3 separate regions of the Homo sapiens genome follow, and regions 2 and 3 are each linked to region 1. The links are chromatin loops, found by intact Hi-C in ENCODE. Cell type or tissue: dorsolateral prefrontal cortex. All regions are shown on one strand.

Region 1 (8,000 bases):
ATACGTGTGTGTAGTGTGTATACATAAATACATGTAGGTCTGTGTACACACTGTATATGTTTCATATATGTGTGTATATAGTACATATATACAGTATATATGTATTTATATATATATATATCTATGTACATATATAGATATTCCTGTATTTATGTGGATATTTTGACTCCTTAAAACTTTGATGTCATGTTTTTGGAGGGTTTTTCTTTAAATTATTCATACTGCTTCCAAACTTTTTTTTTTAGAAAATGCATATAAGTGCCATGTGTTCACATCTGGCCAGAACCCTTGGAAGACAGTAAAGTATATGTGTTGGATTTTAAATGTAGAGTCTTCCCTGATGTTTATTTCGCTGTGTTGTTAGCAGCTTGTTCACTAGCAAGAGATTCTAAACCAGATTTATTATTCTAGACATTTGTTTTTCAATATTCATTATGCTGTTTTCCCCCATTACTCACTCAATTTGTGGAAGAAGGATTCAGGCTACACACAATCCTGCCACACCCAATTGTCAAATTGACACAAGAGTTGAAGGCTTGTGGGAGGATATCTTACTGAATTCTTTTTGCCTGTGTGTTCTTCCAGAAATCTGTGCGTTTGGTCGTGAATTACCTGCGGACACAAAAAGCTGTTGTGCGTGTGAGCCCTGAGGTTCCTCTCCAGAATATTCTCCCAGTCATTTGTGCAAAGTGTGAGGTCAGCCCAGAGCACGTGGTTCTCCTCAGGGACAACATTGCCGGAGAGGAGCTGGAGCTGTCCAAGTCCCTGAACGAGCTCGGGATAAAGGAGCTCTACGCGTGGGACAACAGAAGAGGTGAGGCCCCGCTGCGTCTCACGCACCTGCCCATAATCACACGGATGCGCGGCGTGTACATGTCCCCTGTTGGCTCTCCCCAGCACTCTCAGTAGCGCCAGGGAGAGATGGGTACATGAAGTTCCAGGCAAGTCAAGTTGAAGTAGGCAAAAAAGAAATCTGGCCTGTTTTCATTCCTCTGGATTGAGCTGTGCCTCCTTTCTCCCAGCCCTGAACATGTCCTTTATCCTTTGTCTCCCTGCAAACTTCCACGACATAAGTAAAAGGGGAAAAGGTGAGGTGAGATTAGAGCTTATGCTCTGAAGTAACTACTCCAAACCATCTATAATACTTTCTTGTGGGTTGGTGGCTCACACTTGTAATCCTGGCACTTTGAGAGGCTGAGGCAGGAGAATGGCTTGAGCTCAGGAGTTCAAGACCAGCCTGGACAAAATAGTGAGACCCCGTCTCTACAAAAAAATTTTAAAATTAGCCAGACGTGGTGGTGCATCCCCATTCCTGTAGTCCCATCTACTGGAGAGGCTGAGGCTGGAGGATTGGTTGAACCCAGGAGGTTGAAGCTGCACTGAGCTATGATTGCACCATTGCCCTCAGCCTAGGTGACAGAGTGAGACCCTGTCTCTTTAAAAAAAAAATTATCTTGATTTTCTTTTTCAGTTGCCATTAACTGCTGTTCCCAGGTTTCAAACATTGCTCATGTCTAAAACCAGTGGCAGAAATTCATTTAGCTGTTCTCTAAAACTGAACAATTACAGTGCGTGAGATCCATTCCTGAAGATAACTTTAGGGCCACCTTAGGCCTCCTCACTGTGTTGCCAGTGTCATCCTGCTTGCTCATCATGTGAAACTGGCTTTTAGTATGAGGCCACAGTTAGAGCCACTGGTGAGAGTGGCAGCCCAGAGGCCTTGCTGGTGCAGAGACTGTTATGTTGTGTAAGCACATGTTTCTGATTGATATAGAGTGCTAACTGCTACTGTCAGGCCAAAGGAAATGTTATATTCCTTGACCTTAGAATGATCAAAATGGACTTCGTAAAAGTTTCTCTTCTAATAAGCCTCATTTGATGTCTGTTGTCTCTGTTTCATTATTCCACAAATATTGAATAGGTTGAGTTTAAAAAATATATACATATTCAAGTTTTTCCTGTTTTTCTATGACTTTTTTTTCTAATTTTTTCCAACAAAAATGTATTTTTTCTCTTTTTTTTATTTTTTGAGATGGAATTTCACTCTTATAGCCCAGGCTGTAGTGCAATGGTGCAATATCGGCTCACTGCAACCTCCACCTCCCAGGTTCAAGTGATTCTCCTGCCTCAGCCTCCTGAGTAGCTGGGATTACAGGCACCTCCCACCATGCCCGGCTAATTTTTGTGTTTTTAGTAGAGACGGGGTTTCACCACGTTGGCCAGGCTGGTCTCGAACTCCTGACCTCAGGTGATCCGCCTGCCTTGGCCTCCCAAAATGCTGGGATTACAGGCCTGAGCCACTGCGCCTGGCCATATTTTTTCTTAATACCAAGTTTATTGTGAAATCCATGATCATAGTGGAATCTCTGTCCAGCCTTCCTCTCCCCGCCAAGTCCGCCCTTGTCTTCCTGGGTATCTGGCATCTAGATCTGATTTGACATTCAAGAGAGGGTTTTGGCTCAGTTGAGTATAAGATACATGGACTGTTTATTTCTTCAAAAAAAGTACTCTGACATTTGAGAATAATGCATCTTGTGTTTTATCCAGTGTCTTTTTTAAAACACAGACAGAAATAGTCTCAGTATTGCTGCAAAGGCCTGGTGGCACTGAGTATATCAGCACTATTTAAATTTGGTTTACATGACTCTTTGGAAACAGCTTCCATTTGTTAAGATAAAAAGAAAAATAAAGGGAAAACTGTTTCACGTTCAGGTATCTGAAATAAAAAGGCTTACAAGTGTTTCTGTTACATGCTACCACTTGGATGTATCTTGAAAGGTAGATGTTGAACCTGGCACTTGGGAGAAGTGATATAAAACCTGCCTGTCTGTGAAGGAGAGGACCCAGGATAGCCCATGGTCATTGGGAATGTAGGAGCTGAAGTGTTCATGTGGTCAGGGGCCCAGAGCATCTCTTCTGATCCTCATATGGGACAGAGCAGAACAAGCCGGTGCGGTCAGCTTGGCCGTTCAGATTTGGAAGCACTTCTGCCCTTGGTTGGAACTAGCTGCTCCCAAACCTCCAAGTCCCCCTCTCTACTCCTTTGGACATTTTGGCCCTTTCCACCCCACCCCCAAGGCACCACGAGCTTCCCCACCATGGGGGCTCTGCTCCAGCCTTGTGGCCAGCACCCCTTTCGTCTGGACCATGCCTGTGCCATGCCAGCTGTGACATTTGATTACCGTCCCTGCCAAATGCCTGCCTCCTGCTCACTGTCAAATATTCGAAAAGAAAAGACACTTGTCCAGAGGCCATCTCCGAGGCTCCCTTTCTCCCCTACAACCGCCCTGGGCAGGCCTGCTGGGTACTGCTGGAGGAGCCCTTACTTTCAATCCTCTTGGTAGGCACTTGGAGGGGACAGACGTCCACTCCTGAGCCCTACCACTGCTGGAGAACAGAAGGGCAGCTGGCAGGAGGTGAGGCATTGCTACGCAGAGGCCTGCCCTCCCCTGGAATCCCCGGTGGGAGCATCTTGATAAAGCCAAGGGCTCTGCTGCCACCTGCGTCCTCAGCGGTGCTTAGCAGGCTATGCAGCTGTGGCCCTGAGAGGGCCAGCCCAGAGAGGCAAGCTGACCCAGCAAGAGACCTTCTCACTGCTGCAGCAGGACAGCCCCCCTCTGAGGCTTGTGAGGGCCAAGGCCTGGGTCAGGGACTCCCACACATCTCAAAGCTGGACCTCACTCTCTCATTGCCTGCCTTTTCCAGTTCGTCTGAGCAAAACTCAGTCCGAGCCTTCCCTGAGCTGTCAAGGTACAGTGAACCTGGGGCTTCCCGCTCCCGCTGTGAGGCTGCACTATGCATGGCTCTGGGGTCAGAGCTGCACAGAGGTGATGTTTTTGTGCCAGACTCCAAGGAATGGAAGTTTGGCTTGGGGCCCTCCTGAAGGTGCATGCGAGGCTGACATGAGATTTTGGTTTGGTTTCTTGATTCCCTGGTTGGTTCAGATAAGAATGCTTCTTAGGAGAATTTGCTGTGTGGCTCTAATTGATGAGAAATGAGGGAGGCTGTTACAGAAAACAAATTCTGTTGCCCAATAATTCAGGGCAGATCAGAAGTGGTGTGCGCAGGAAAGGCACCCTTTCCTTTTCACCTCTGCCTGCCCATGCTTACCTGCCCCTGAAGGCCATCCTGCATGCTACAGAATTTGGGACAGTATGGATTTTAAAATTTAACCTTTTCTGTCATAGACAAGTATGCAAATGATTAGTCCAGATTTTGCATTTATTCCAACATCTATTTAAGTTTCATAGAGATATTTCTATACAGAAAGAGATGTTTATATGTATATATAGGCAGATATAGATATATGTGTGTGTGTGTGTGTGTGTGTGTATATATATATATATATATATACTTAAACATATACATATATGTATATACATATGTAGAATGCCCATTGTACATTTGCAGATGTTGACCTGGTCCCCCGCTTCCATTTACTCCTTATGGCCTTGTTCTGGTCACTGAGTCTCCTCCTCTAGACAAGTGAGTGGTTTGGACTCGTTGGTCTTTAAGGGTCCTTCATCCTTCTCTGCCACTCTGCAATTCATCTTTAACATTTTTCAAATCATTGTAATGCTTCAGAAAGTAAAACTTTCTTGCAGACTGTGTGAGTTCCCACACTTTTCTTAATATTTAATTACGTGTAAATTAGAGTAAATTCAAACAAAATAAATGCCACCCTCAGCTTATCATACCATAGGCACCATGGGTTCTAGAGCTCACTTGCGTGTGTTCGAGGGCTGGCTATGCATCAGTTGTTCATTGTTGCTCTGCTTTATAGCTGGGCAGCCTCTGGAAATTTTGGCTGATGGGAACACTGAGTTCTCCTACTTTGCTCCCAAACCAGTTCTTCTTCAGTGTCTGCCAAGCCTCTAGAGGCCTCATAGGAGGCCCCTATCAGTCAGTGACTGAGACCAAAGCCTCACCTCTAAAAATAGACCATCAGTGTTAGGCGCAGCTCAGCACTGTGAGTCACAGGCCCCTGGTGCCTCCAGACAGCTGCAGGCTGTAGCTGCATGAGAAAGTGTCTCTCCCACTATTGAGGGGCATTCTGGTGCCGGGGCTGTCCTGGACCCTTCGTCAGGGAGCCGACCTCAGTCCTTAGAGGTGATGATCAGCCACTGTCCTCATTCAAGAAGAGAAACAACAGGCTAGATCTCATTGCAGTTTTCTGATGCAGTCTGTCCTTTCTGTGGTCGGTGTAATACAGCTTGTGTACTAGGAAAATGCTCTACTTCTCGATTATCAGTAGGATACTATGATGTCATCTGTTTCAACATAGACAATTTCTCAACTTAAGATTTTTCAACTTTACCATGGTGTGAAAGTGCTATGCATTCAATATGCTCCTGGACTTACGATGGGGTCACATCTGGATAAAGCCGTCGTGAACTGAAAGTGTAACCCCATCGTCAGTTCGTGAGCATCCGTTGGTCCATGTCACATACCACTCAATTCTAGAAACATCCTTGGTTATAAACATACATATTAAAGCATATAATAGTTTAGATGCAGTCTTAACTGTGTGCTCTGTTTTCCTCTTTATAGCTCTGTACCTAATAGAGGGCTTGCTGCAACTAACTTTACAGCGCGTTTGCACACATGCATTGGTGCTGCTGCACCATGTTGCAGTGGGCCCTCTGATTTGGGTACTGTGCGATGTGGAGCCTGCTCAGTGCCTCCACTGGAGCCTCCTGCATGTAACCAAGTGTCCTGGCCCTGCCCTGGTGGCTAGGATGTGCACCTTTGCTCCTACAGCGTGATATCAGGAGCGTGTGTGCTGGGTTTTTGCTTTGCTGTGTGGACGCTATCAGTGTTCACGCCTGTGTTATTAATGCACTGACTGCTGTGTGTGTTCTCTAACTCAAATGTGAAATCATATATTAGCAGGTCAAGAAGTTAATTGAGGGTTACCTTGTTTGCATTAATAGTCTGATGGCAGAATTTGTAAAATCCCAGTCCATGATTCTGCCACCAATGGTATAGAGCTCTTGCTATCAGTTGGCAGTGATATGGGAAAAATCATTTTTCTATCCTCCAGGAACACCTCCACTTTCCTTCTTCTTGTCATATCTGTATGCCCTGGCAGAGAAGAATGGAATGAAGTAATGACAAAGGCCTTTCCTGAGCAAATCATGACACTAGTGAGCAGTGTGCTGAGCTGTGTGAGTGCCGTCTGCGTGCTTGATGCACTCACCCTCAACCTGCAGATGAAGCTGCTGAGGCTTGGAGGAGCTAAGTGGTTTTCCGAAGTGTGCCTCACACATGGGCGCTCTTAATCTCTCAGCACCACTCCCAAGCGTGTTCTCCAGACCCTCAGCTTAAGCCTCCTTAGGGGCTAGTTTGACTGTGTAGTGCTGGGCCCTGCACCCAGCGTTTCTTATTCTGGGGGTCTGGAGTGGGCCCAAGCATTCGCATCTCTCATAAGTTCCCAGCGATGCTGATGCTGCAGGTTCCATCTCGCTTTGGGAACCACATCCCATGGCTGTCTTGTCAGCTGACAGACACATCTGGGCTTCAGTGTGCTTGTCTGGAATTTGGAAGGTTCCAACCTGGCTCTAGAATCCTGATGAAGAAAAATTCAAGAGGGGTTGAGGATTTAGAGCTTCAGGAAAAAGAAAGAAGAAAACAATTGCTCCCCTAGAGAATGTAATTTGAAAGGAAAACGTTCTGGATGCAGCAGAGGAAGGAAAATCTGGAAAGGTGGTTCCTGGGAGATTTGATGCAGTTGTTTCAAATACCACCTGGGGAGCCCATAGCTGTTACTCCATTTTCTGGAAATGAGCAGGAAAGCTGCTGATTTATTTCATTTAGTTAAAGTTTGTACCTCACTCATAATTCTTAAAGCAGGTGTATTGCACTGATGTCGCAGTCTTAGAGCTGTGCTGATTTGGCAGCCACAGGCCTCATGTGGCTCTTGCATGTACCGAGTCCACACTGATATGCTGTAAGCCTAAAGGGCTGCTGGATTGTGAAGACTTAGCACCAAAACCAATGTAAAATATCTCATCAATACTTTTTATATGGACTGCATGATAGAATGACAATATTTTAGATGTATTGGATTAAATGAAATTATTACAATTAATTTTACTTGGTTCTTTTTAATGTAGCCACTAGGAAATGTAAAATTACATGTGTGGTCTGGTTTAGCTTTCTGTTGGACAGCTCTGCCCTAGAACTTTATTTATTTTGTCATTCTCCAAAAGGGCACAACCACACCCAGAGAAAATGCCTCCATCATTCCTAAAAGACTGTGTAAGAACCTGTAGTGATTTCCCAAATGGACCTGAGGACTTGAAGTGGCTCGGACAGCTTTGAAAGAAATAGTTGATGGCTTTCCCTCTCTTACAAGAACTAAAAGTTTAAGAGTAGAGGATTCATTTATTAAGATTTTTTAAGTAAAGTATTGAATCTCTTGTTTCAGATGCTGAAAAATAACTTAGTGCTTTTTTTTTCCAGAAACCTTTAGGAAATCATCACTTGGCAATGATGAGACAGATAAAGAGAAGAAAAAATTTCTGGGATTTTTCAAAGTTAATAAAAGAAGCAATAGTAAGGTAATGGATTAAATACACATATGATTTTGTATCATGTAAAAAAAATAGTCTCTTGAAATACATGCATTCAACCTGTCCTGGAACTTTTCTAAACAATTCTATTTAAGAATACTAATTCCTTCAGGTAAAAGAGAGCTTATTAGTATGCACTGGAATGACAGGCTGTGCTTCCACACTTGATTCCAAAAGGAGTAATCTTGGGTGATGGTGGTTTATTCACTAGGGGGACAGGAAGCCTGTGGGCTCCTGATGACCGGGGCCATGAGCCCTTCTGCCTGTGGGTGTTCCGGTACTTCCACAGAACTCTGCCTGTGGCTGAAACTCAGTAAATCTTGTTTAGATTAATGAATGAGTGAATGGATGTTATAGTTAAGTGTAAATAGCCAATATTGCTATCAGTGAACTGTAGCTTATGCCTCGTGGCAGAGAAGAGTATCA
Region 2 (8,000 bases), 130 kb before region 1:
TCCTAGGCCCCGCCTGCCCCCCCAGGCTCTGTGCCCCTCCCCACAGTTGACACAAGTGATCGGCAGTCCTGGCCCATTTAGATTGCAGGCCCTGGGTCACAGCGTGAAGCTCCTCCCTCTGGCAGAAGTCTGACCTTTACTCTGTGTCTCATCCTGACAGCTCTAACCAGGCTTAACCCTCCACTTCATTTCTGGAAACTGGTCCCTGTTGGGTTTCTGAGTAGATGTCTGGGGGCCTTCCAAGGATCTGAGGTTGTCCAGGCCTAGGGTCACCTGGGCCTTTTTCCTAGAACAGCAAGTTGCATCTTGGCCTGGAGGTGGCACGTCACCTCCTTCTCATTGTTTTTCTGGATGTTGAGGAGCTCTCTTACTCTTCACCATCCACCTGCTTCGGGCTTCCTGTTGCCATCTGTGCTCAGCATCTGAGACACTGGGTCACTCCGGGCTTCTTTTGCTCCATGTCCCCACCATACTTCCTCTTGCTGCCTCTGCCAGGTGCTTGGAGTATGTGTCACCTGTGAGGTGGACTTCTCCTTAGGGATTTCAATGGGGTCTGGCTCACAGTGCCTAGTCTAGTTTTCAGCTCTGGCCCCTCCTGGGCAGCCCTTCCCATGGTGGTGTCCAGAGCAAGGAGGGGCTCCCCAGATTTTGGGAGAGACTCTCTAATACCCACACCCAAGGTGCAAGAAGAGATTCATTCATTCAGTGCACCCTTTGTTTACTGAGCACTGACTCCACCCTGCTAGGCACTGCCCTAGATGCTGGGGGTGATAAATCAGACAAAGGCCCAGCGCTTGCTAAGATCACATGCTAGGGAGGAGACCAATGGCAAACACATGAGCAAAATATATGCGGAATAGGATATGTTATTTATGTTTTTTATTCCATTTATATATAATGTATATACATATTTATAAGTTTACATAAATACAAATTTTATGCATTCATATAAACATGTCTATAAATATAACACATTACATGTAAACATTTCTTTATAAACTTACATTTAAATATAAACACACACATATATACACACATACACATATACACACACACATATATATATACACATACACACATACACACACACATACAGTGACAAATGCTCAGAAGAAAATTAGGACAAGGCAGCAGTCAGGAGCTTGAGTGAGAGCTGCTTTTATTTTGTGTTTTAAGACAGGATCTCACTCCATTGTCCAGCCTGCTCCCCACTCGCCGCCCCGCCCCGTAGCTGGGATTACAGGTGTGTGCCACCATGCTCCGCTAATTTTTTTATTTTGTAGAAAGTTCTCCCAGGTTGCACAGGCTGGTCTCCGACTCCTGAGCTCAACTGCTCCTCCGGCCTTGGCTTCCCTGAGTGCTGAGGTTACAGGTGTAAGCCACTGTGCTCCGCAGGGTGCTTTTAGACAGAGAGGCCAGGAAAGGCTCCTTGGGGAGACCACGGGATGAAAAGGAGGAGGAAGAGCACTGTGGAGCAGCATCCCAGCCAGAGGCCCTGAGCCGGGAAAGCGCTCCACTCATGGGAGGCTGGGCTGCAGGGAAGTGAGCCCCAGGGCCACCTGGGGACTTAGGAAACCTTCTAGGTGGGAGCAGGGAGCACCCAAGATCTGCCAGCCACGAGTAAGGACTCACATTTTGCATATAGACTGGTCTGCCCCCCCTTCAGTTAATGAGAAAGCAGGGGATCAGAGGGAGGAAGGCTGCGCAGGCCTCTGGATACCTCATCCAATGACAAGATCGCAAGGGGAGCGTCACCCCCAACGCTATCAGGCTCGCCCGATCTGGCCTCTTGTTGGTCTTTTATTCGAGTCATTGAAACCATATGAAACTGCCACTTTTATAGGTCAGCCCATCATACCAACCAAGATCTTAGAGAGTGGAGGTGAAGTTGGGCAGATAAGGGACCTCTGGCTGACTTGCTCTGGGCCCCGGCGTGGCCGGCAGGACCTGCATATCTGCCCGCCAGCCCGCACTGGAGTGGCAGGGTTGTGCCACAGTAGCGCCCAGTGAATCAGGTTGGCAAACTTAAGCGAGCATTCACCTAGAGCGAGTGAGTTGTTAGCAAAGCGAGGCCGCGCTCCAGCCCGCACTGTTTCTGATTCCGTGGGACCTGGTGGGCCCCAGAAATCTGCATTTCTAACAAGTTCCCAGGTGTTCCTGACGCTCCCGGTCGGGACTCCCACTTTGCGACCCTACGCACTAGACATTTGCTGCACGGATAAAGGTCAGAGAGCGGTGCCGGACACTCACTTCTCACCCTCCAACGTCAGTCCTCCCGGGCTGGTCCGCCCACCTCGCCCTCGCACGGCCTCCAGGCTCCAGGTGGTTCCCCTCCCCCAACTCCGCCAGGAGGCGCCGGCCCCGGGATCCCCCACTCCGCCCAGAGAGGGTCGCGCTCCCCCCAGGGGTGGAGGAGCACGGGGAGAAGCCCTCTGCCGCACCCGCGGGTGTCGGTGCAGGGCCCAGGTGCCGGAGGATTCCTTCCCCGGACGCTCGCCGCGGGCCGGGTCGGGACTCTGAGCAGGCGGGGCGGGGCGGGGCGGGGGCGGCGCTCCGGTGGGCGCGGCAGAGCAGCCGGGGCGGGGGCGCGGCGCACCTTGCTCCCGGCGCCCCCGCCCCGCGCCGCCGCCAGCCCCTCCCTGCGCTCCCGGCGCCCCCGCCCGCTAGAGACGATTCCAGCCCCTTCCGTCCGCCGCGCTCCGCCGCTGTCCTCCGCCGGCCCGCGTGGGAGGACGATGGGTCAGCGCGGAAAAAGTGAATGAGGGCGGCAGCGGTGGCGGCGGTAGCCAGCGCCTGACTCGGCGGGCCCGGAGCACCGCCCGCGTCCCGGCCCCCGGCACCATGGACGCGCCGCGCGCCTCGGCGGCCAAGCCCCCGACCGGGTAAGCGGCCCCGCGGTCGGGCGGGGTGGAGAGGGGGCTTCCCTGGGCTCGGACGCCCGCGTCCGCACCGCGCGCTCCCGGGCAGGGCGCCCTCTCTGCCGCCCCAGCGGGTGCTGGTGGTAGTGGTGGAGCAGGTGGTGCGGTGCTGGTGTTGGGTGCTGGTGTTGGGTGGTGGTGCGTGCTGTGTACTTTGGGCACCCGGGTCGTTGCCCAGGTAACCGTGTCGGGCCGGGGCCGGAGCGCACTTTTCGCGCGGGGTGGTTTGTATGCAGGCGTCCTTATGGGGGTCCCCGCCAGCACAGCCCCCACTCAGCTCCGAGCTTTCCTCAGGCCCCCCAAGTGTTTGCCGTAGGGGTGGAGCGGGGAGCGAGGGGACGCCCGGCCTTTGACTCCGGCCTCTTCCCTGCGGGCTTGCCCCTGGCCGGTTCCCATCAAGTCTTCCCTCTCCCGGCCTCGGCGGCAGCCCCAGGATCGGCTCTCCCGGCAGCGTGGAGGGGAGGGCTCCCCGGCTTCGCAGCCGCCCGGGCCCCGCGTTCTCGGAAGGTGTTCGGATTGCCCGGAGGGTTTCATGGCAGCAGCTCTCCCTCCCTGCCTTTATTCCAGGGTCTCCCCTGGCAGTGGAAGGGGCGTCCTAGTGGGGCCAGGCCTGAGGCGCAGACATCCGTAGCGGACCCGCGAGTCTGGCGGCCCATCCCTGTCTTCGCGATTCCGCTTTTGCCCAAACCTCTCCCGGTTTCTGTTTGCTATCCCCACACCTTGCGTGCAGGGATTACACGTCACATTCAGGATTTGACTCTCAGAAAGAGTAATTTCCCTCAAACAGGACGAGCAGCCCTGCTCATTATTCAGACCCCGAGCCAGGTGCGCCGTGCTCATCCCGGCCAGCGGTGCAGGCTGGGCCGCGGGGTAGCGCGCAGTCCCGGTGGACTTTGTAGTTTTCAGCGCGGCGCGCCGGGGACCTTCGAACTCGCTCGCTCGCCTGGAGCAAATGTGTATGAGTCTTGCAAATGGAATGAGGGTTGGGGTGAGCCCTGCACCTGCTTACTGAATGGGCCCACTTTCTGCTATGGCAACTGGACTTGAAGGAGGCAGCTTTGGGGACAACAAATCTTTTTTTCTGTTACAGTTGTGTCCCACTGACTCACCCTGCCCATGTGCCCATAGGCGGGCGTGTTGCCCAAGTGTGTAAAAGACTTTCAGTCGGGCTCTTTTTAAAATTTTAAAGTTTTCCTTTAATGCCAGGAAAAGGTGAGCCAGGTTAGCAAATCAAATAATCCTGAAGCTGAGGAATGTTAAAAAGAAGTTTTCTTTCTCTCTCTCTTTTTTTTTTTTTGCAGTGCACTTACTGGTGGTTATATAATTCTCTTTGAACAAACAAATTCCCCAGAAAGAAAGTAAATGTGGGAAATCCTTTTTCATGGTAATAGGCATCCCAAAATAACAGGGAAATGTGAAACAGAGGTATCTTTAAATCTGTGGCTTTCATAGCCTATTAAATGAGCCTATTTAAGGACACTGAATTATTTTGTCACTATCACCTTATAAATAAATATGAAGACAGAGAGAACATTTAAAAGGCCGGCAAAACTGTATCCAAAGAGTATCTGTAAGATCCTTGAAGGGAGTCTAATGATAGAAGTGAAAGGACTTACCCTAAGAGCGTGGCACTCTTTTCAGCCTGGTACTGTGTGGCAAGAGGTAGTCGAGGGCTGGCCTTCTCAGGGCTTCCCAGAGCTCTGATTGGCTTTCATATTTGAATTGCAAAGTAAAACTAAGGATTTTTGCTATGGAAAACATGAAATTATTCCTGATGCATTCAGTTCTTTCCCTCACTCATATCCAGTGTCTAATTTACTTGTCCGAACATCTTTGTCCAAGAAATGTAGACATATTATTTTTAACTTCTATTGTTCTCACTTTGTCATTTGTTAATACTTTCAGTGAAGAAGCATCAAGAAAATGTTAATATCCTTATATTTTTTCAGACAAGAATTACGTGTTTAATAAGCAATTTTGTGTTCAAATCTGAGGAGATAAATGGTGTTAGGTCTTCGAATATTTTATATAATTTAGGTGTATGCTTGCTAATTATAAAGGTTAGATATTGCTGTGAAATTTGTGGCTTTAGTACATTATTGGTGGCAGGCAGATTCTGTTGGCTCTTCACTGAGATTACTCCTCTGTTCCCTGAGATTAAGGCAGTGTTTGCAGTGTGCTTGAGGGAAATTTGTTTTCCATCTGATTCTGCAACCGTTTATTATAAAATCAAACTTTCAGTAAGCCTCTGTCTTCCCACATGATAACAAACTGATGTGGTGAAGCTGTTGCTGTTGCTGAAACTACCACTCCTCCTTGTGTTGTATAGAAACAAGCTAGACTGGGTGCAGTGAATTAACGAGATTTCACCCTGTGGCCTACAAACGCTCTTCTAGAAGATTACTGAAGGGAGATAGGTTGGTGAATGTAAACTCACTGACTCTGTGTCTGGCTAAATTATTAACAGGTAGTTATTAGTTATCTTTGTGAAAAACACAAATATACGTTTTTACTTGGATTGAAATTGTATGTTTTTTACTAGGAATTTCATTAAAACAGTGATGTATGACTTCCTTGACTCCTGGGGAAAGTGTTCTTTTAGGAAAGAGGCTGTGTGCAAAAACTAACAAGTCAGACTTGATGTGACTTTTAGGGAGTTTTAGAGCTCAGTTGAAGTATAAGAATTGACAGAATACTCAGAACACAAGTAAAGGCAAATTGCCTTTTGGTGAGGTTTTGAAGTATATTTAACTCTCTACTTTATCTGTTTACTTTGCGTTTGTCTGAATATTTATAGGAGCCATCCCAGTAGTCGGCTGTTACAGAACACAGGGCTAAATTTCCCATTGGACCCTCTGTTAATAAAGGACAGAAGAAGGCTTGCTGTTTGGCAGGACCATGCTTAATTTTTTTTTTCCTATGGAGGAAAGACATGTTTCTGTAGAATACAGTAATCTCCAATGACATGAAATGTCAAAACAGCTGGTGCATTTGATCAATGGCTGTATTCAAGCAGTTTGCTCATGTAAAAATCAGTGGAAGTTTTGCTAATCAGTTTCGTCAAAATGTGGACTTCATGTACACATAGCTGTTATTCATTTCTTTGCATAAATTTATATTTATTTAATCAAGTTATTAGAACCAAAAGAAATTTTAAAAAATTAATCGAAGTGGGTAACTTGAGCTACTCTAGTCCTGTCGGTGCCGCACATAGTATTAAGTGTAGAAGGCCTGTGACTCTTGGTAGTGACATGGGGCAGCCACAGTGACATTTTGTATGAAACCCTCATAAGCATGCAGATATTAAGAAAATATTAACTCTACACCATAATAGGAAGCTTAGGTTTCTAGGCCTTTGGCTTTTGGCTAACATGTTAGAGAAAGTGTTTACATTCTTTCAAATGAGAGCATGTATAATGAACTGTTACATAAAACTTTTCCCGTTAGATTTGAGCATTATTTTTAAAAGATATTACTTCTGAGCTACTCTTTATTTTGGCAATTCATTTAAGAAAGTAAAAGTTAAGAATTGCTTGATGTAATGTGGAGAGTAGGCCTAGGAATTTTAATGTTTTGTAATTAAAATATTTACTAATAAATTAGAAGAGTTGGACATTTCTGTGTTGCAATATCACATAGTCTCAGAGCATTTTTATTATTTCTCAGTGGTTCTATAAAGGGGATAGAACTGAAGTATGATTAAAATTTGTTACAAAGGTATTTGTTAAGTGTTGCATCTCTCCTGCCCCCAGGAACTTTTGCCTGCAGTCCCTCCTGTGTTTTCTCGTGACCTCCAGTGCACAGGTGGAGTGGATTATTATTGAGTGGAACCTTGACCCAGGCAGAGCGACAGCCCCCACGTATATGCAGGCCTGGATTCTGTGGACTTCTTAATTTGGGATCCAGGGAATGAAGTCATAATCTGTGTCCACGCAAGTGCTCCTGTAATTATTAAGAAAACAATGATTATAGGATGCATCTATACACCGTAATAAGTAGTTTAGGTTTCTAGGCCTTTTGTGCTTTGTTATAAATTTATGATTAAATTTAATTTTGTAATTGATCTGCAGTTTTGAAAAGTGAGCATAAATATTTGATACCAAAGTAGTATTAATATTTAGATCAAGGACATACAAATGTGAAATATGCTAACACTTGGTTCTGATTTAGACTTGAACTTTGTAAATACACTAAGAGTTCCTGTATTTATTTATTTTTTTGGTGGGGGGACATAATCTCACCATGTCACCCAGGCTGGAGTGCAATGGTGCGATCTCAGCTCACTGCAACCTCCACTTCCTCGGTTCAAGCGATTCTCCTGCCTCAGCCTCCGGAGTAGCTGGGATTTACAGGTGTGCACCACCACACCCAGCTAATTTTTGTATTTTTTTTTTTTTAATAGAGACGAGGTTTCACCATGTTGGCCAGGCTGGTCTTGAACTCCTAACCTTGTGATCCGCCCGCCTTGGCCTCCCAAAGTGCTGGGATTACAGGTGTGAGCCACTGCCCCCGGCTGAGGTCCTGTATTTATTATATGGTGTTTTCGTACATTCCTTCATTCTCTCCCCATCCACATTTAATTATGAAGGTTTTATGCGTTGGTTAATTTTAATTGTGTGGTTTTTTTTTTCAGTTACCTTATACTATAGCTGAAAAAAAGTTGGTATTTCATGACCCACTGAAAGCTTTTACATATCTTCATCTTTGTACTTTTTCTTTATTTAAAATACTGTAGTTATTGGTTTATATTACTACATAGAGATGTATTGATAATATGCCTTTTTACACTTTTATGATTTTCATTTATTTGAGTTGTAAATTTTAGTTTCCATCTCCCCCATTTTATACTTTGCTTTCTCGCTTCCACCTTGTCACTTGAGTGTTTCTGGATTTTTCAGGGCCACTCCCTGGCTTTCTGCTTCTGAATTGATGGGAAGCCTACGTCACTTTTCTTTCAGGGTTCCATAATTCCTTATTTTTCATCTGTCTCTTGCTGGAATAGAATTAAAACTTTTTTCCTCTTGTATACTTTATATGATTCTAGTTGCTTCTTGCAAAGCTAAGGATGGTCAATACTTTCAA
Region 3 (8,000 bases), 55 kb before region 1:
GTCACCACAAGATTCCGCGATGACCACAGGTATCCGCTGGTTTTGTGAGGCACTGAGTCCTGCAGGCCCGCACTGCTTGGTGTTTGCAGGGAGGCTGCATCTGTGTTGGCTATGGTGACTTACTGGGGCGTGCTGGGCTCTAATGTTTAGGACTTGGTGGGGACAGGGGTCCACCCTAGGCTATTTTGGGAACACACTCTGATTTTTCTTTGAATCGTTCAATGTAGTCATTTATTGTTCATGTAGTTTAAAAATAATTAAAAATGTAAATGAGTCATCTGCACAAAAAAAGCCCATTTGTTCTTGCCAAACTCTGGAAGAAGTCTGCAAGTATGACAATCTGTGTAACTGATAGAATCTACAAATCAAGGACATCATGGAATTGCAACCACAATAACTCTTTCTTCATAAACATTATAATGCTTCATTAATCAGCGTTTCTGCATTTTATTTGAATGAGATAGAAGTTATATGGCCCAGATCTAATAGCATGGCCTGTGCTACACTGTACGGTGTGCAGGCAGGATTCTCTCTCCACCTCACGGGGGCTGACAGCCAGACCAGCAGGGATGTTGGGGCTGGGACAAGGTCAGGGCTGGGCTGTGTGCCAGGGGAGAATTTTCTCCTGGAGCTTTGGGGAGTGAGCCATGATTGGAAGTGGGATGAGAGGATGGGCAGGAGGCCCAGGGGAGGGGAATTGCTTGGTGCATGTGTCCTGCTGACAACAAACAGCATTTACTATGGGCTTCTGAGCTGTCAGGGACAGAGGAGGCGGCCCCTGCTGATGGAGATGGAGCTCCTGCTTGGATAGACTTGCTGCAGGCCATTTGTCTCCCTGGTCCAAATTATACAAGAAAATGCCATCTTCTTCATAGAGTCTTTTGTCTTTTTATTTCAAGTAGGAAACTTACATACTTGCTTTTCTGCATTAAGGCTAGGATATTTATTTTTTTAGTTTTAAATTCATGGAGTGATAAAAAGAAGTGTGAAATATTTTCTAAATGCTACTAGATATTTTTAGGCCTTTCTACTTAAAAATAAATGACACATACATACCACATGGTATAATTCATAGATATCTTCTTTGCATTTGCAGAGATCTTTGCCATAATGAAAACTAAGTCTTTGGATAATATATTATTTTTGCTAAAATCATTTCCTCACAAAATTTCAAGTTACTCTGCAGGCAGGATTTGTCCCTTACCTAACTTTGTTTTGCATAATTTGATAATGTCAATAAGAAAACTTTAAAAGTGCCCCAATGTTTGAATAGTGCCATATGGTTTGCGAGGTGCCTTTTGCTTATTTCACATCACTTAATCCCAGCCTTGCTTTTAGCTAAACAGTTGTGTCTATCTTATTGCCCCTCTAGAACCTTTCTGAGATCTGAGACCATACACTGTACTATCATTTATGTTATAGACTCCCTAGGAATTACCTTGTAAATGGTAGGTCCTGATACATGTTTGTAGAATGAATGAAACTGTATTTCTAATTTTATATATTTTTATATATCATTTCTTCTATGGATGTAATTCATTCATTGGACAGATACCTGTTGAGCTCACACTTCAGCAAGCTGCTGTTAGCTAGTCTGGTGGTTGAGACAGAATTGTCCAATCCAAGGGAGGAAGGGAATCAGTACAAATGTTGTAGAGCTGTGGAGAAAGTGTTTAGTACCGCAGAATTGGAATCTTAATTTAGGGTTTGCAGAAAATACTTCTAATTTCAGCAGGAGTGGGTAGGGATGAGGAGAAAGTGAAGATGAAAGAGTATGGGCTGGGTTTTAGAAGGGGCTGGTGTTTTGTTGGACTTTGATGGCAATTCCAGGTAGAAGAACAGCATCCACAAGACTCTGGAGATGTGAAAGCAGGAGTTTCAGGGAGCTGTGGACTTGCAGGAGAAGGGCGTGTGGGAGGCAGGGAAGGTCATCATGGGAAGAGGCAACTGATCAGGTCCGTTAGAGTGTGGAGGAAGCCTGGCTGTAAAGGCGCGGGTTTCGGAAGCTATGAGGAAATTGGGACATTGGGTGTAGGGCTCCTCTTTGGAGGCGTTTCCTCTTTTGAATGGAAGGAGGTGTGGAAAGAGGAAGGAAAGAACAGTCTCAGCTAGCGAGCCAAGACAGGGAGAGACTAAAGATAGGAGAGCAGAGAAAAAAATGGGTGAAGCCTTAGAAGAGATGTGAGCTTAGCCCTTTTCTGGAACTGCGTTCCTTGCAGGAACTCCCTGGGGTCTCTGCAGACAGAGGCGTGGTGAAGGTGGAGCCCAGGACAAGAACATGTTGGGCGAGGTCTTCCGGGACTTGGAATGGCTGCAGCAATGATATAATGGGGCTGAGAGCAATGAGCAGGAACATCTACCTGAGGGCCCTGTTGGGGTCACCGCACGTGACTTTGTGGGGAGGGCCTGTTTCCTCTGGCAGTGTCTTGCAGCCTGGGGGAAAGCTGAGGCACTTAGGGATTGGAACTGGAGCATGCTGTGGGTGAGAGAGAGTGGCCGTAGGAGAGGCTGGGCCCCATGAGACCCTATCGGTTTGGTGTGAAAGGGAGGAAGTACCTCTGTATTGTCAAATGGCAGCATCCACACAACTCTCTCTATCTGTGGCCAGAATATAGAGTTCCCTAATTGAAGGTTTTGGACATGTGAGTGGCTATTACAGCAGCCTGGCAAAGAAGGCCGTGTGATTGAACAAGTCAAGAAACCATGAAGTATTTGAAAAGTCAGTGTTTCTGTTTATGCCTTGGTGGATGACAGCAGGTGTACAGGAAGGAGGACAGCAAATACCCACTACAGTCATGGGGCACCGGGGCATGCTGGTCCAGGCGTCTGTAGAGGACTTAGACATTCTCCTTGGAGTGCGGCCTATTCTTGTGTTTACATTTTGCAGTGGAACATGGTTTGCAGCCTCAGTTCTCATTGGCAGGTTGTGCACTGGGTTTCATCCTGGAGCCTTGAGGGTGGGAGCTGAGCACACATGTGTGTGCAGAAAACTGTGCTGGAGAGGAGGGCGTGGGCAGAGCCATCTTGCAGGGACCAACATGGGGAAAGCATTTTCACATGATGGTTTATCTTTCCTTAGCTGATATATTTTTTAATTTTTAATTTTGAAGATTCACAGGAGGTTAGAAAGCTGGCACAGAGGTCCTGGTACCCTCCCCAGTTTCCCCGTGGTTGTGTCATCTGTAGTATAGGACAATACCAAAACCAAGAAGAGGACACTGGCACGGGTGCCCGCCACGTGCACGTCCTCACACCTGAAGGTCCATGCAGGCCAGACACGGCACCGCTCCTTCACCCCAAGACCTCCCTCTACCCCCTTTCAGGCACAGCCACCTCCTCCTGCCGTCCCCAACTCCGACAATCACTAGTCTGTTTTCCATTGCTATGATTTTTGTCATTTTGAGGATTTTATATCAGTAGGATCATACTGTACGTGACCTTCCAAGACTGCTTTTTTTCACCCAGCGTAACGTTCTTGGGCTCCACCCAGCTTGCTATGTTGCCTCCTTTTTCCTGCTGAGGGCTAGCCCGTGGCACGGGTGCACCAGAGTTTAACTGTTCACCATGATCCCCACATCATGTTTTCATAGATATATACAAGATTATACCTTAGCTCATTTTTAATTGTGTGGTGAGTATATAATTTTAAATTTCCAATAGATCCCGTAGTAGCAGCTGGTATTGAGTGCTTTGCAGTCCCATGAGGGCAGTGACATCACCGTCACCCCTGTGTCACCACTGGAACCGGAGGTACAGAGGGGTGAGGTGACTCGCACATAAGGGGGACAGGAAGTCACACCCCAGCGTCAGCTCCAGTACTTCTGCTCCCCGCACACAGCTGCCTTCACATCAGTGCAGCGAGGCCACAACATCTTTTCAGCTTCATGGAATAGCGTCCAGAATAGCCCCCACCTCAGCACGTTGGCTTGAACGTGTTCTCTTACATCAGTTCATGCCATGTTTTGCCCATCCGTCCTTAGTGGGACCAACGGGACTGGCTCACTCATCCAAGCAGTGCCACCAAGGCGAGTTTAACAAGCGCAGAAAATTGGTCTGGTCCCAGCTCTGTGTCCCTTCATACCTGGTCATCCCCTCCTGGGTGCCTGGTGACTTTGGGCAGCTTCCCAAGGGAGCACCCAGCCCTTCTTCTTTGGGGCCTGGACTTCCCTTGGTAGCGGTTACCCTGGGCTTTCCTCGGTGTCAGGTACCTTGTTGGATGAACCAGCTGTGCGGAGGTGATAATGTTGGCATTCGACAGGGCCTCCCAGAGAGGAAGCACCTGGGCGAGTGGGCCTCTTCTACCCAGGAGTCGGGTTCAGCTCTGTCTCCAGCTCTTCCAGGGCCCAATTCTCAGAACAGAGCAGATGGTGGGTATCTAGCTGTGTTCAAATCCTAAGTTAACATTTTCTGTTTGTGGATCTTATGAACCTGAAGATCATAACATTCAACAGCATCAAGTAGGTGACCTCAGAGATCAGAGTCAATTTATGGGTGAGGAATTGGCGTATAGCAGGGTCGGTGGACAGCTCAGGTTGATGACACTCTGGAACTTTCTGGCACCTTTTTTATACTGTACAACATGGAGCTGAGTCCAGCCAGGACAGCCTGTGATACCAGCAGAGGGTGTCCAGCTTCCTGTGTCTTGAGCAAAGAATTGGACAAAATGCACAAACAAAGCAAGGAAAGAATGAAGCAATGAAAGCAGAGATTTATCAAAAATCAAAGTACATTCCACAGGGTTGGAGTGCACCCGAGCAAGCAGCTCAAGAGCCTGGTTACAGAATTTTCTGGGGTTTAAATACCCTCTGAAGATTTCCCATTGGTTACTTGGTGTACACCCTGTGTAAATGAAGTAGTGGCCCACAGTCAGTCTGATTGGTTGTGGGAGGGGACCAATCAGAGGCTGAAGTGAAGTTATAAAGTTACACCCTATGCAAACTTCTGATTGATTGCAGAAAGTGACCAATCAGAAGCTGAAGTGAAGTTACAAAGTTATACTCTTACGCAAATGAAGACTTGGCCTGAGACCAGACTGGTTGTGAGAGGGGACCAGTCAGAGGTGCTTTCAGTTTTTCATCTGTACGCAGGAAAGGGGAGTAGCCTCTGGTCTTTTTGTTACTTGGGAGTGCAAAGTTGGGGTTTTCCTTTTGATTTAGGTCTAGGAAGTCAGCGTGAATTGGCCTTAGGGTCCCTGTCTCCAGACATTACTCTCCTGCCTCACCTGTGTTATCTTATCCCATGTGAGAGGACTCCTCCCTGAAGGACCCCTAGCACTTCTCTGCAGGATGGACCTTGTGAGCAGCTGAGGAACGAGGATCATGAGTCTGGAAGAGGCTTTGTTACCTTTTTAAAACCATGTGAAGTGAGGAAATACTGACACACAGCAGTGTTTGGCTGCCAGAGTTGTCAGCCTCCATTTCTCCTTGCCATACGTGTTCATTTGTCACATGTACAGACTTCCATTTCATCAAACTGCTCTTCCAATGACAGTGACTTTTATTTTTTTAAAAAATATAGATTAACTTGTTTCTCTTCCTCTGGAGCAGGAGCTACATCACTAAAATGTTAATCGGTGATCGTGGGAACGGCCGAGGAGCATTGGTTTCTTAATGGGATCTGCACAGGGGAGCACCCAGGCCTTCCGAGGGGACCAGCTCTGCCCAGCACTGAGTGCCTGTGGGGAGATATGTTCTCACTGGCATTTGGTTCATTTATGTTCTAAAATGAGTTTAGACACTGAATTGTTGTCATGAATAACATGCAAAATAGTGTGTATTGGGCTGCAAATATAGACATACTAAGTATCAGTTAGTAAAAGAATGTTTAAAAGTTTGTGTGTAATCTTTTGTTATTGGAGGGACACGTTGAGACTTCATTGAAGCATTTACCACATTGTGATCAAAACTGGAATTTGCTCTCTCTAATAATCCTTAAAAAACAACAGATGGTGCAGGACCAAGGTGCTGTGCCCACTCGTGTTTGTTTACTTAGCCTGAACACCAGCAGGGTTACCAGGTCCTATTCTGGGGCAGGGAAAGGCTGGATCAGATACAGCTCTGCCTTTAAAGCACTCACTGCCTGGAAGTGGGTGGGTGGCAAGGCCCACTGCTCACCAGTCACCATCAGTACCTCTGGGATAGCCCTTGCTAGGCTAGGAACTGTTGAACAGCCAGCTCTCCGAGGAAAGGGTGGTCTCGTAAATTTCACTTATAAAAAGGATGTGTAGTACCTAATTTAAAATAATAGTAGGCTGGGCACGGTGGTTCATGCCTGTAATCCCAGCATTTTGGGAAGCCGAGGTGGGTAGATCACCTGAGGTCAGGAGTTCAAGACCAGCCTGGCCAACATGCTGAAACCCCGTATTACTTAAAATACAAAAAGCCAGGAGTGGTGGTGCGTGCCTGTAATCCCAGCTACTCTGGAGGCTGAGGCAGGAGAATTGCTTGAACCCAGGAGGTGGAGGTTGTAGTGAGCCGCGATCGCGCCAGTGCACTCCAGCCTGGGCAAAAAGGGTCAAACTCTGTCTCAAAAAAATAAAATAAAAAAAAAATATGTTCAGTACTCTTTAATGCAATTTCCGTAGAGCCAGTTGCTGATCATAGATGCTTTTGTTCACTTGAGCCGCACTCAAGTCCATGGCCACGCTGTGGCTGCTCTGATGAAGGAGCTCAGTTCTGACATGAATGTTGATGGATATTTTCACTTACAATGAGTAAAGCAAAGTGAGAAAGCGAATGTTAGAATGTCCTCTTTCCTTCAGTGATATGAGACTTTGCTGACCTGGATTAAGTGTATGAATACTCACAGTGTTTCCTTAAATTATTATGTGATTCACAATGTGGAAGTGACAGGCAGGACCACTTGTGAGTGTGATCTGCATTGTCAAGATTTTCTCATCACCATCCTAGGTCTTGGACCAAGGCTTGGCAAGCTGTGGTCAACAGGCCAGATCCTGTTTTGGTACAGCCTGCAATCTAAGAGTGGTTCTTGCATGTTTAAAGGTATTTTTTAAAAAAATTAACAGGAAAATAATATTTTGTAATATATAAAAAAATTATATGAGATTCAAAATTGTGTCCATAAGTGAGATTGTATTGGAACACAGCCAAGTTCATTCATTTATATATTGCATTTTTGCCACAGTGGCTAAGCTGAGTAGCTGTGACAGAGATCATATGGCCCACAAAGCCTAAAATGTTTACTATGTAGCTATTTATGGAAAATGTTGCTGATCCCTGATCTAGACAATCAATAAAACAACGTGTGCCTTGATTTGTCACATTTGCTCATTTCCATGGCAAAATACCATGACCGTTAACCAGCCACTAAAGTGAGACATGAGTGTGGAGCTGGGCAGAGGCTGTGGCAACTCCCATCGAGTAGTATTCTTACCAGAAAGGGGTCTGATCCAAACCCCAAGAAAAGGTTCTTGGATCTCATGCAAGAAAGAATTGGAGGCAAATCTGTAGAGTAAGGTGAAAGCAAGTTTATTAGAGAAGTAAAGAAACAAAAGAATGGCTACTCCATAGGCAGAGCAGTAGCGCGAGTCCTGGTTGGCCATTTTTATGATTATTTCTTGATTATGTGCTAAACAAGGTGTGGATTATTAATAAGTTTTCCTGGAAAGGGGTGGGCAATTCCTGGAACTGAGGGTTCACCCCCTTTTTTGACATACAGGGTAACTTCTGGACATTGCCATGGCATTTGTAAACTGTCATGGTGCTGGTGGGAGTGTAGGAGTGAGGACGAACAAAGGTCACTCTTGTGGCCTCATGGCTTTGGTGGGATTTAGCCAGTTTCTTTACTGCAACCTGTAATCAGCAAGGTCTTTACGACTTGTATTTTGTGCAGACCTCCTATCTCATCCTGTGACTAAGAATGTCACCCAGCAGGTCTCAGCCTAATTTTACCCAGCCCCTATTCGAGATGGAATCGCTCTGGGTCAGATGCCTCTGACAGTATTTCTAGCCCCAGACAGAATGGATTTTAATAACCCCAAA

The links. Peaks named below come from ENCODE experiments on the same cell type or tissue, not always from the same donor. Only the 100,000 strongest peaks of a DNase experiment are listed, where the experiment ranks them.
Region 2: a loop joins it to region 1, with 2.6 times the contacts of the local background. A loop is called at or near these places in 5 of 110 quality-filtered maps.
Region 3: it touches region 1 in a loop (2.5-fold over the local background); 9 of 110 quality-filtered maps call a loop at or near these places.

The regions. Positions count from the first base shown.
Region 1 is chr7:51,183,664-51,191,663 of GRCh38, reverse strand. It overlaps COBL (cordon-bleu WH2 repeat protein), which reads left to right. Exons shown (of 13, transcript NM_015198.5): 4 at 586-814; 5 at 7,465-7,562. Among named protein-coding and RNA genes, the nearest start is that of COBL, 130 kb to the left of the region's middle. RefSeq lists enhancers at 2,684-3,289, 3,290-3,896. In dorsolateral prefrontal cortex, CTCF peaks have their summits at 3,515, 4,624 and 4,829; DNase peaks (open chromatin) are centred at 3,493 and 4,969; H3K4me3 peaks cover 386 bases; H3K27ac peaks cover 6,699 bases.
Region 2 is chr7:51,311,475-51,319,474 of GRCh38, reverse strand. COBL (cordon-bleu WH2 repeat protein) reads left to right here and starts at 2,666. Exons shown (of 13, transcript NM_015198.5): 1 at 2,666-2,882. The coding sequence starts at 2,842. It overlaps LOC124901633 (a long non-coding RNA gene), which reads right to left and starts at 2,491. Exons shown (of 2, transcript XR_007060324.1): 1 at 2,251-2,491; 2 at 1,143-1,428. RefSeq lists enhancers at 1,222-1,814, 1,815-2,408. In dorsolateral prefrontal cortex, no CTCF peak of the experiment used is centred here; DNase peaks (open chromatin) are centred at 2,043, 3,101, 3,934, 4,591 and 2 weaker places; H3K4me3 peaks cover 4,914 bases; H3K27ac peaks cover 8,000 bases.
Region 3 is chr7:51,239,091-51,247,090 of GRCh38, reverse strand. All of the region lies in intron 1 of COBL (cordon-bleu WH2 repeat protein), which reads left to right. Among named protein-coding and RNA genes, the nearest start is that of COBL, 74 kb to the left of the region's middle. RefSeq lists an enhancer at 2,773-3,273. In dorsolateral prefrontal cortex, a CTCF peak has its summit at 756; DNase peaks (open chromatin) are centred at 70 and 700; H3K27ac peaks cover 7,258 bases.